Regions from separate parts of the Homo sapiens genome. Here region 1 is linked to region 2. Evidence: chromatin contacts called from ENCODE Hi-C or POLR2A ChIA-PET data. All regions are on one chromosome and are shown on one strand. Each heading gives the region's core, a stretch centred on a gene start or an enhancer-like site at or near the end of the contact. The rest is flanking DNA. Distances are from core to core; before and after follow the strand shown. Region 1 has its middle 270 kb from the start of IGFBP3. Region 2 has its middle 220 kb from the start of IGFBP3.

The links. Hi-C counts contacts between places; a loop is a spot of excess contacts on that map. ChIA-PET counts read pairs that join two places held with the same protein, here RNA polymerase II (POLR2A). Pooled maps may share reads with other maps.
Region 1: a map of PC-9 shows a loop between it and region 2 (5-fold over the local background). The contact joins two enhancer-like sites. A Hi-C loop is called at or near these places in 3 of 168 maps with a recorded cell type or tissue (Calu3, IMR-90 and PC-9), 7 of 37 single-sample maps with no recorded cell type and 4 of 50 pooled maps. POLR2A ChIA-PET finds 5 or more read pairs at or near these places in 4 of 52 experiments (AG04449, AG04450, PC-9 and 1 more).

What each region holds. Positions count from the first base shown.
Region 1 is chr7:46,189,510-46,193,997 of GRCh38, forward strand. No RefSeq gene overlaps it. Among named protein-coding and RNA genes, the nearest start is that of IGFBP3, 270 kb to the left of the region's middle. Within about 2 kb of position 2,347, at least 2 of the 41 ENCODE cell types and tissues checked have a DNase peak (open chromatin) inside an H3K27ac peak, as active enhancers do; they include PC-9, where a contact is called at or near this core.
Region 2 is chr7:46,143,599-46,147,941 of GRCh38, forward strand. It overlaps the pseudogene ZNF619P1. Among named protein-coding and RNA genes, the nearest start is that of IGFBP3, 220 kb to the left of the region's middle. Within about 2 kb of position 1,898, at least 4 of the 41 ENCODE cell types and tissues checked have a DNase peak (open chromatin) inside an H3K27ac peak, as active enhancers do; they include PC-9, where a contact is called at or near this core.

The sequences.
Region 1 (4,488 bases), core at 1,097-3,596, 46 kb after region 2:
GTCTTCAGCCTCACCGTGTTGCCTATCCTGGGCATCTTCAGCATGGAACTGACATGCTTTTCTCTGTGCTGGGCTGACCTTCACCGAGGGCTGCCCCTGCCTTCCTCCTATCAGAAGAAGGTGAAGGGGAGAAAGACACTCTGCCCTACTGGCCAAGCCCCATGCCCAGTGCCTGATATTCACAGCCAACACTACTCCCCAATTGAAGCATTGTTGTTACTTAACTTTTAATCTGTCTATATTCATTGTGGAATAGGTCAATTTCGGATTTCATATAGATTCAACGAGTGGCCATTTGCCTTTTCCTCTTAAATGAAGAAAGAATTTTAATAAGTAGGAATATTTTATTGGGAGCAAGGGCAAACCTAACTAACTTGTGTCATATACAGAAACTACAGAGAGACAAGACACCTGCCTCCCACCAAGGGTCCTGTGTTTCCCCAGTCACTCCTGAGCTAAAAAGGAAGCCAGCTGTATCCAGAAGCACAAAGGAGTCTGATGCTAGACACCGTTAACGTGCTCTTTCCTTCAGCTGATGTGCTTCAGCTCCCCTAGTCTTCTGGGAACCTTTGAAAATATCCAGCTTCTTGAATTCCCACCTCAGACATCACCTCATCCAGAAAGTCATTCCCGACAGTCTGTCAGAAAGAATTCAAACCTCTTCTTCCTCTGTACCTCTGCACCAAGTCCGCTTAGCTCGCTCTGGTTTTTCATAGACTCTATTAATATGCAGCATATTATGACATTTACTTATTTGTTTTACTTATTATGTATTACCCTCTCCCAGAAAATAAGTTTTAAGAATAAATCTTTTTTTTTTTTTTTTTTTTTTTGAGATGCAGTCTCACTCTGTTGCCCAGGCTGGAGTGTAGTGGCACAACCTCAGCTTACCACAATCTCCATCTCCTGGGTTCATGCAATTCTCATGCCTCAGCCTCCCGAGTAGCTGGGAATACAGGCATGTGCCACCATGCCTGGCTAATTTTTGTATTTTTAGTAGAGACGGGGTTTCGCCATGTTGGCCAGGCTGGTCTCAAACTCCTGTCCTGAAGTGATCCACCCTCCTTAGCCTTCTAAAGTGCTGAGATTACAGGTGTGAGCCATCATGCTTGGCCAAGAAATCTATGTTTTTGTTGCTATTGGTTTATTGATGAATTACAAGTATCCAGAGTAGTGCTGGGCACATAGTAGGTGATCAAAACTATCTGTGTAGTGAACACATCTACCATCACATCCATATGGATCAATTCTGTGATTATTGATTGACATGCTTATCACCTGAAAGGCAGTGAAAGCTATGTGAGGACAGAGGCTGTGTTTTATTCATTGCTCTACATAGAGCAGAAACTGCAGTACTGGGCACAAACTAGTGTTGATGAACATTCCAAAGATAAGTGAAAAATCAGAGTACTGTGCAAATCTGTGCAAATCAGAGTACTGATTTTTTTTTTAACAGCATGCCTGAAGGGACCAGGTAAACAATAACAACAGCTCAGTAACTTGCAGGGAACACAGCACCTCCTGAGTTTCTCAAACCATGGACAGGGGAGAGAGACTCCTCTTGGTACCTGGAAGCTGTTGAAGAAGGGCCCCTTACTGTGGACGTCTGCCCACCCAACCAAATTCTCAAGAGAAGATATGAGTTGCCGCTGGTGTCCTGGGATACCATTCCTCCCTTTCACCATTGCTGAGTTGTAAGGCAAACCTTACTCTACACACACCACAAGGCACAACACTCTCCGCTCAAGTCTCTGTCTCATAGAGTGTTCAGTGACAATCAATAATGTAGCTTCCTCCCAGCCACTGGAGATTTACTTTCCGGAGAGGGTGATGCCTTATATCAGACAGAAAGGGTACCACAATCACCTGGAGAGGGCAATGGTCTACATCAGAGACCAAGGGCACCCAGTCACCTGGGGAGAGTAATGGTTTGCCTCAGAGACCAAGGGTACACACCTCTTCTAGAGGGAGTGATGCCTTGCATTCAAGACCAGGAGCCTCCACCTCACCTGAGAACAGACTCTCCACCCCCATCCTATACCTACTGAATCAGCATCTGCAGTTAACAAGGCCCTGGGGGTTTATATACCCACTGAAGTTGAGGTGCAAACCAGTTTAATGCAAGCTGTACCATGCGACGCCTCTCACTGCTTCATCAGTTCAAACTAGCTAACATCCAGGTTCACTTTTATCAAGTTAAAGACTTCTCTTCGCTGTCAGGCGTGTACTTGGAAACATATGCATTGACATGTGGAAAACACAAAAACAACATTGACAGGGACACATAGGTGGCCGTGCAGGTATAAAGGAAACAATTCAAATGAGATCAGTACTTGGAGTCACATTCCATACAAACCATAGAGCAGGGGTATTCTTTGTAATAGGGAGCGGTGAGTGAGTTATACGTTTCTAGGATGGGCTAGGGAAAAATACTTTCCTCTGTTTCAGTCAGGAGAAAAGGATGTGGATGTGGATTCCAAGTAGTTGAATAATTTGCCTGAAAGAATTGTGGTTGCAATCATCTAAACGAAAGGCTTAGGGTAAAATGTACACCCATCTAAATATAAAAATTCCTGGGTCTCATTGCAGACCTACTAAATTAACATCACCATAGGTGGCCTAGGAATTGGTATTTCTATGCAGTATTTCTGTGATTTTAATGTGCAGACTGGTATAGGAAGCTGTAGTGAATTCTTATAATTTTGTGTGGCTTCAACATCCACTTTGAATATAGGTTTAACTTCCTTGTCACCCTTGACATGGTGCCTAGTTCTTTACCTGCTCCCAGTTCCTGAGCATGGTTGACCTGGACATCTGCCCTATAAATCATCCCCTGCTGACCACTTTCCTATGAGACAGCTGGATACAACCTACTTGACTTACCTCACTGACTCCCACCCCCAGCATGGATCTCACAGATGTGCCACAGTGATCATGTCTCAGTTGCAGCATGACTGCACGGAGCTGATGCCTGCTGGCTCTAATCAATTAGAACTCCCCTTGGGAAGCCTGCTGGGATAATGCCTTGGACTCCAATGAACACTTTGGCCCGTAGGTCCCTTGTTCTCTCTCTTGTTCCCCATCCACTGTTTGAACGTTTGTTTCCCTGTTGGCTCCTCCTTTCCCACTGGCCCTGTGAAGCATGCTGCCTTCTTCTCTCTGGGATCTGTAAGAAACTGCTTCTGTGATTTCATGGATTTTGTTGAGTTGCCTCCTCTTTCTCATCTGATCCATAGACCAGAGAATAACTTCTCTCCTGGGCAGGGCTTTCCTAGACATTGGCTATCTTAGTAGGAATAAACTGAACACAGGTGAGACATGATCCACAAGGGCAGTAAAAATCAGTTTCTGTGAAAGTGATAGCTGGTCACAAGTGACACTTAGGTATCAGCCCATCCACAAGGATAAAGAAGTATCTTATGAGAGGCACACTGCAAACATCTATCACCAAATTCCTGAATCAGGGAAGTGCTAGAGTTTATCGCACTCATGTGAGAGAGACCTGAAGACTAAATTAGAAAGAAAGAAAGAAAAAAACAACACACACACAACAGAAGCACAAATACAGTCTCCCAGTTTGGCACCCACCCTTTGAGTGAGGTACCTGTATGACAACACAGTCAAGAACTTGGGCAGCCACTGTTTTCAAAGTGCTGGTGACTTTCCAGGCAGCCTGCTACATCCTCCTTTAGCAGTGCTTTCAAATGTCATGCAAAGTTACAACTTGTCACCTTTATTTTCCCCAGATTAATAACGTCCTACCATTTAACACCGTCAGAACAATTCACATTCCACCTTCTTCTCTGCTTCATAGTTGTGTATAAAGTTGCTTCCTTTCTCCACTAGAAAATGGGCCAAATTGAAAAATAATTAAAAAAGGAAACTTTTAATTTCAGAATTAGTTTATATTACAGAAAGTTTGCAAAGAGAGTTCTTATATATTTCACACCCATTTGCCCCATTATCAGCATCATATATAAAACCACACCATATATATATTCATATATTTATATATATTCATATATATATGAATTCATATATATAAATTCATATAGATATAAATATATGAATATATATGAATTCATATACAAATATTTTTATATATGATTTCATATATATTCATATATTTATATATGAATTCATATATATTCATATATTTATATAAGAATTCATATATATATTCATATATTTATATATATGAAATCATATATATAGGGCATGTTTATTTGTTACAATTAATGAATATTTTGGTAAGAGGATTTTTTTTTTAAATCATGAATGGGTTTTGGATTTTATCAAGTGGTTTTCTGCATCAATTGATATAGTAATATGATTTTTTAAAAAATTTAGCTTATTGATGTGATGGATTAATTAATTGATTTCAAAATGTTGAGCCAGCCTTGAATATATGGGATAAATCCCACTTGGTTGTGGTGTATAATTCTTTTGATACATTATTGGATTGATTTAAAGCTAACATTTTGTTTG
Region 2 (4,343 bases), core at 648-3,147:
GTGGGGAAACCCAACAAGGCCTGTCTGTCAATATTTCTCTTGGCCTCTCTGAGTGGCATTCCTTCCTTCTGGGTGTAAAGCAGGACCCTCTCTGGAATGGGGGGGTCTTATGACCTATAGTCAAGCAAGGTAGATCAGGTAACTTTTTTTCTTTTTAAGTTATTTTTTTACATGGCCAGTTTTTACATAGAAAGGTGGAGAAAAAATTAGAGTACTATTTTTAGGTTTTATGACTGTCTTTGGGGAAAAGAGATTCTGGTTTCTATGAGCCACCTTACAGAATGGGAATTCTAGTTTCTATGGCAAGCCTCAGGGGAGAATGGGACTGAGAGACAGGAAGGCATGAAAAGTCAAAGAAAATCTTTTGTTTCTGAGGCTGATTCTGAGGCTTTCATTTTGGGCTACTGTTTTCTGAACCCCAACAGTGTATTTTGAAGTCTGGTAGTGTGATGCCTTCAGCTTCAGCTTTGCTCTTTTTGCTAAAGATTGCAGTAGGCAATTACAAATACTCCTGAAACAAATGAAAAAAAATAGAAAGTGGAATCAAAGAAAAGAAACTGTGAAAGAGAACTGAAAGGAAATGATAGAACTGAAAAATACAATGACTGAAATTTAAAACTTACTGTATAGGCTTGTTAACAGGATGAATATAAAAGAAAGAATCAGTGAACTTGAAGATGGAGCAATATAATTACCTAATACAAACAACAGTGAGAAAACTGTGAGACAGTAACACAGATCTAACATTTGTACCATCAGAGTCCCAGAGGGAGGGCAATAAAAGGGTGGGGCTGAGAAACTAACTGAAGAAACAAAGGCTGAAAATGTCTCAGATTTGACAAAGAATGTAGAGCAACACTTTAAAAAAGCCGAGTGTTCTCCAAACAAGATAAGCCTAAATAATTACAAAACAAAACACATCATAATTGAACTTTAGAAAACTAAAGACAAAAAAAGAAAAAAAAAAAAAGCATTGATCCTTGGGCACCCATGGATGAAGAGGCTCCGAGAGATGCTGCATAGGTGGAAAAACCAAGACCAGGAGTGGGAACCAGATCCAAAGCTGAACATTTCAGAGGATCCTGAGTGTCAGATGTCCAGGGCAGCATTGCTGATGTTCCCCAGGACTCTGACCTCAGGGACGGTTCAGAGAAGCTGCAGCTGTACGACACAGGGAAGAAAACAAAATTAAAGAGCAGAGAATTTAGGGTTTTGACAGCCCAAGGTTATAACCCTCCACCATCTAAAGAGGAGATAGCCAAGAAATTGGGAAAAAGTGAAGTCAGCACACACCTCATTGCAATTCAGAGCATTGCTAGGATGCAGTTGTTCCATATATGTAGCAAATATTTCAACTGACATTCAGATCTTCACAAGCACCACAGGATCCCTGCTCATGAGAAGGTCTACAGTGGAAAGAAGATGGGAAAGGCTTCAGATATGGGTTGAAATAGTCATGGCACCAGAAAATCCACACTGGGAAGAAGCCCTGCTCACATCAAGCATGTAGACAATGCCTTCACTGGGCATTGGGAAGGAGGAAAGAAAGGAGGAAAGAAAGTCCTTCCTTCTGCAACATCAGAAACTTCATAATGGAGAGAAGCCCTAGAAATGTGGGGACTTGGGGAAAACCTTCAGATATAATGGAACACTTATTCAGCATCAGAGAACCCACACTGGGGAGAAACCCTTTGAATGTAAGGAATATGAACATGCTTTTCGGTTCATGAGTGTGCATTCACACTAAGGAGAAACCCTACAAATGTAAAGGGTGTGGGTGTAGTTTTAGTCTTCCTCTGTCCTGATTCAGCATCACAGAGTCTACAGGGAGAGAAATGTTATGAATGTAAAGAGCATGCAGGGCCTTCTGCCAGAGGTGGGTAATTCTTCAGCACCAGAGATTCCATGCTGGGAAACCGTCTGTGAACTTGGGGAATGCTGGCAAAGGCTCCCTGTGTCTCTTGCTTCACAGTGCAGCAAGGAACACACACTGGGGGAGAATTTCATGAATGCCAGGAATGTGAGAAAGCATCCAGTTGAAAAATCATCTAGGTTCTGCATCAGAGTTTGCACTGGGGAGAAACTTTATGAGTGTAAGGTGTGTGGGACAACAGCCTTCCAATGGGGCACAGCTTTCAGTTTTACTCAGCATCAAAAATTGCACTTTGGGAGGCCGAGGTGGGGGAATCACAAGGTCAGGAGTTCAAGACCAGCCTGGCCAAGATGGTGAAACTCCATCTCTACAAGAAATATAAAAATTAGTGGGGCACGGTGGCAGGCGCCTGTAATCCCAGCTACTCGGGAGGGGAGGCTGAAGCAGGAGAATCACTTGCACCCCGGGGGCGGATATTGCAGTGAGCCGAGATCGCACCACTGCACTCCAGCTTGGGTGACAGAGTGAGACTCGGTCTCAAAAAAAAAAAAAAAATTGCACAACGGGAAGAAAGGCACCCATGGTTCTGGGCTGCTCTTTTCTGTCCCCCTCCCCTTCTTGCCAATGCTTGTGGTCTGCCCCAGTTGTGACCCTCTCCCCTCCTCCCCACCTCTAGTGCCCCTTCTCCCTCTATGCCCCTTTTATGCTATTCTTTTCTTTTGAGTACATCTCCTTCAGGACCTTGCTTCCTCTGGAAGTCACTCCTCATAGCCTGAAAGCTTTGTCTCACTCCCTATGAACTCCTTTATGTTTTCATTACCCATCAATAATGGCCCAAAGTGAGCAGGGTTCTCACTGGTTTCCCATCATGTCTTTAATGACACTTTCCTGGTCTTGCAGAAGTTATTATCACTTTCCCAACTCCTTTTCAATTTCTCACATTAAAGACCACTTTTAATGACTCTGACTCTATCCCCTGGGAAGGAAATGGACTATCTATTTAGTTTGCCCTGCTTTGGGGGTTACTGGAGTTGGAAGAGTTTGTAGAAGATTTGGGGTTTTAGGAGATTGTGTCATCACAAGTCACAGACCATTGTAATTGGAGAAGCCTTCTGGAAGAGGCCATCAGAGAAGGCACCCAGTGGTTGCCCTCGGGATGGATGATGAGCCATTTGGTTGGTCAGGGGCAAGGCTCATTGTGCGGAACCGGAGTCTTGGTATTTTTAATTGCCCTCATAATTTTTATTACCAGTTATGAGTATCCTGGGTGACTATGTCATAGACCAAGAAAATAACCTCTGAACAGAATGTGAGTGATTAATTTAAAATTATGGCTTTAACTAGACTGGAAGGGAATGTGGTTTTTCTGTTTGGATTTCTTTTCTATTCTTATTCAGATGTCTGTTAACTTCAGTGTTCACTCCAATCCATAGATGCCAAGAGTGAAGTGGGCTGGGGCATTTCATTTCTAAAAGTACACATGGCATGGAGTCAGCAGCTTCACGCTGGGAAGTGCCCGAGAAAAGGGGAGGAGCGATGCACCCCTGGCCTGCTGAGAGGAGTCTGTGCCAGCCTCACTTCTGATGCCTCACAGCTCTCTGACACGATTGCATCCCCCAGATGCCTCACGGAGAAAATGTGAATTTGGGACTGGTGACACGTCAATTAATTTCACAACACCGGAAAGCACACTCAGGATGCTGGTCTTATCACGTGTTGGATCTCACTGGATTAGCTGTTTTCCCTCCAGTGGCTGGAGCCTAGGACCATCCTGGATGGCAGCATCTCAGACTCAGAATAGTGCAGCAACAGGGAAAGCTATTCAAAAAGTATATCCAGTGGGAAGAGAGTTCTCAAAAAATTGTATATACACTATTATTATAACAGCATGATATTATGTCTGTGGGGCAGGGCACGGGGAGATGTTTATTGCAAATGTATTTTGGTCAGGTTTAGGAATTTATACTTTAAAAAGCCAACTTTTAAGTGCATATTTTAATGAGTTTTGAGAAATGAATACAATTGCATAGCCAAGATGCAGAAAATTTTCACCACCTAGAAAAGTATGCTTGGTGTCTATTGTTCCCTTCTTTATGTCCATGTGTGCTCTATGTTTAGTTCCCACTTATAAGTGAGAATATGTGGTATTTGGTTTTCTGTTTCTGTCTTAATTTGCTTAGGCTTGCAGCCATTATCCTGAAAGGACATAATTTTGTTATTTTATAGCTGTGTAGTATTCCATGGTATATATGTACCTCATTTTCTTTATTCAGTCCACTACTGATGGGCATCTAGGCTGATTCCATGTCTTTGCTATTGTAAATAGTGCTGTGATCAACATATGCACGCATATGTCTTTGCCGTGGAATGATCTATATCTCTTTGGGTATATACGCAAAATGGGATGGCTAGGCTGAAGGGTATTTCTGTCTTAAGTTCCTTGAGAAATCTCCAAACTGCTTTCCATGGT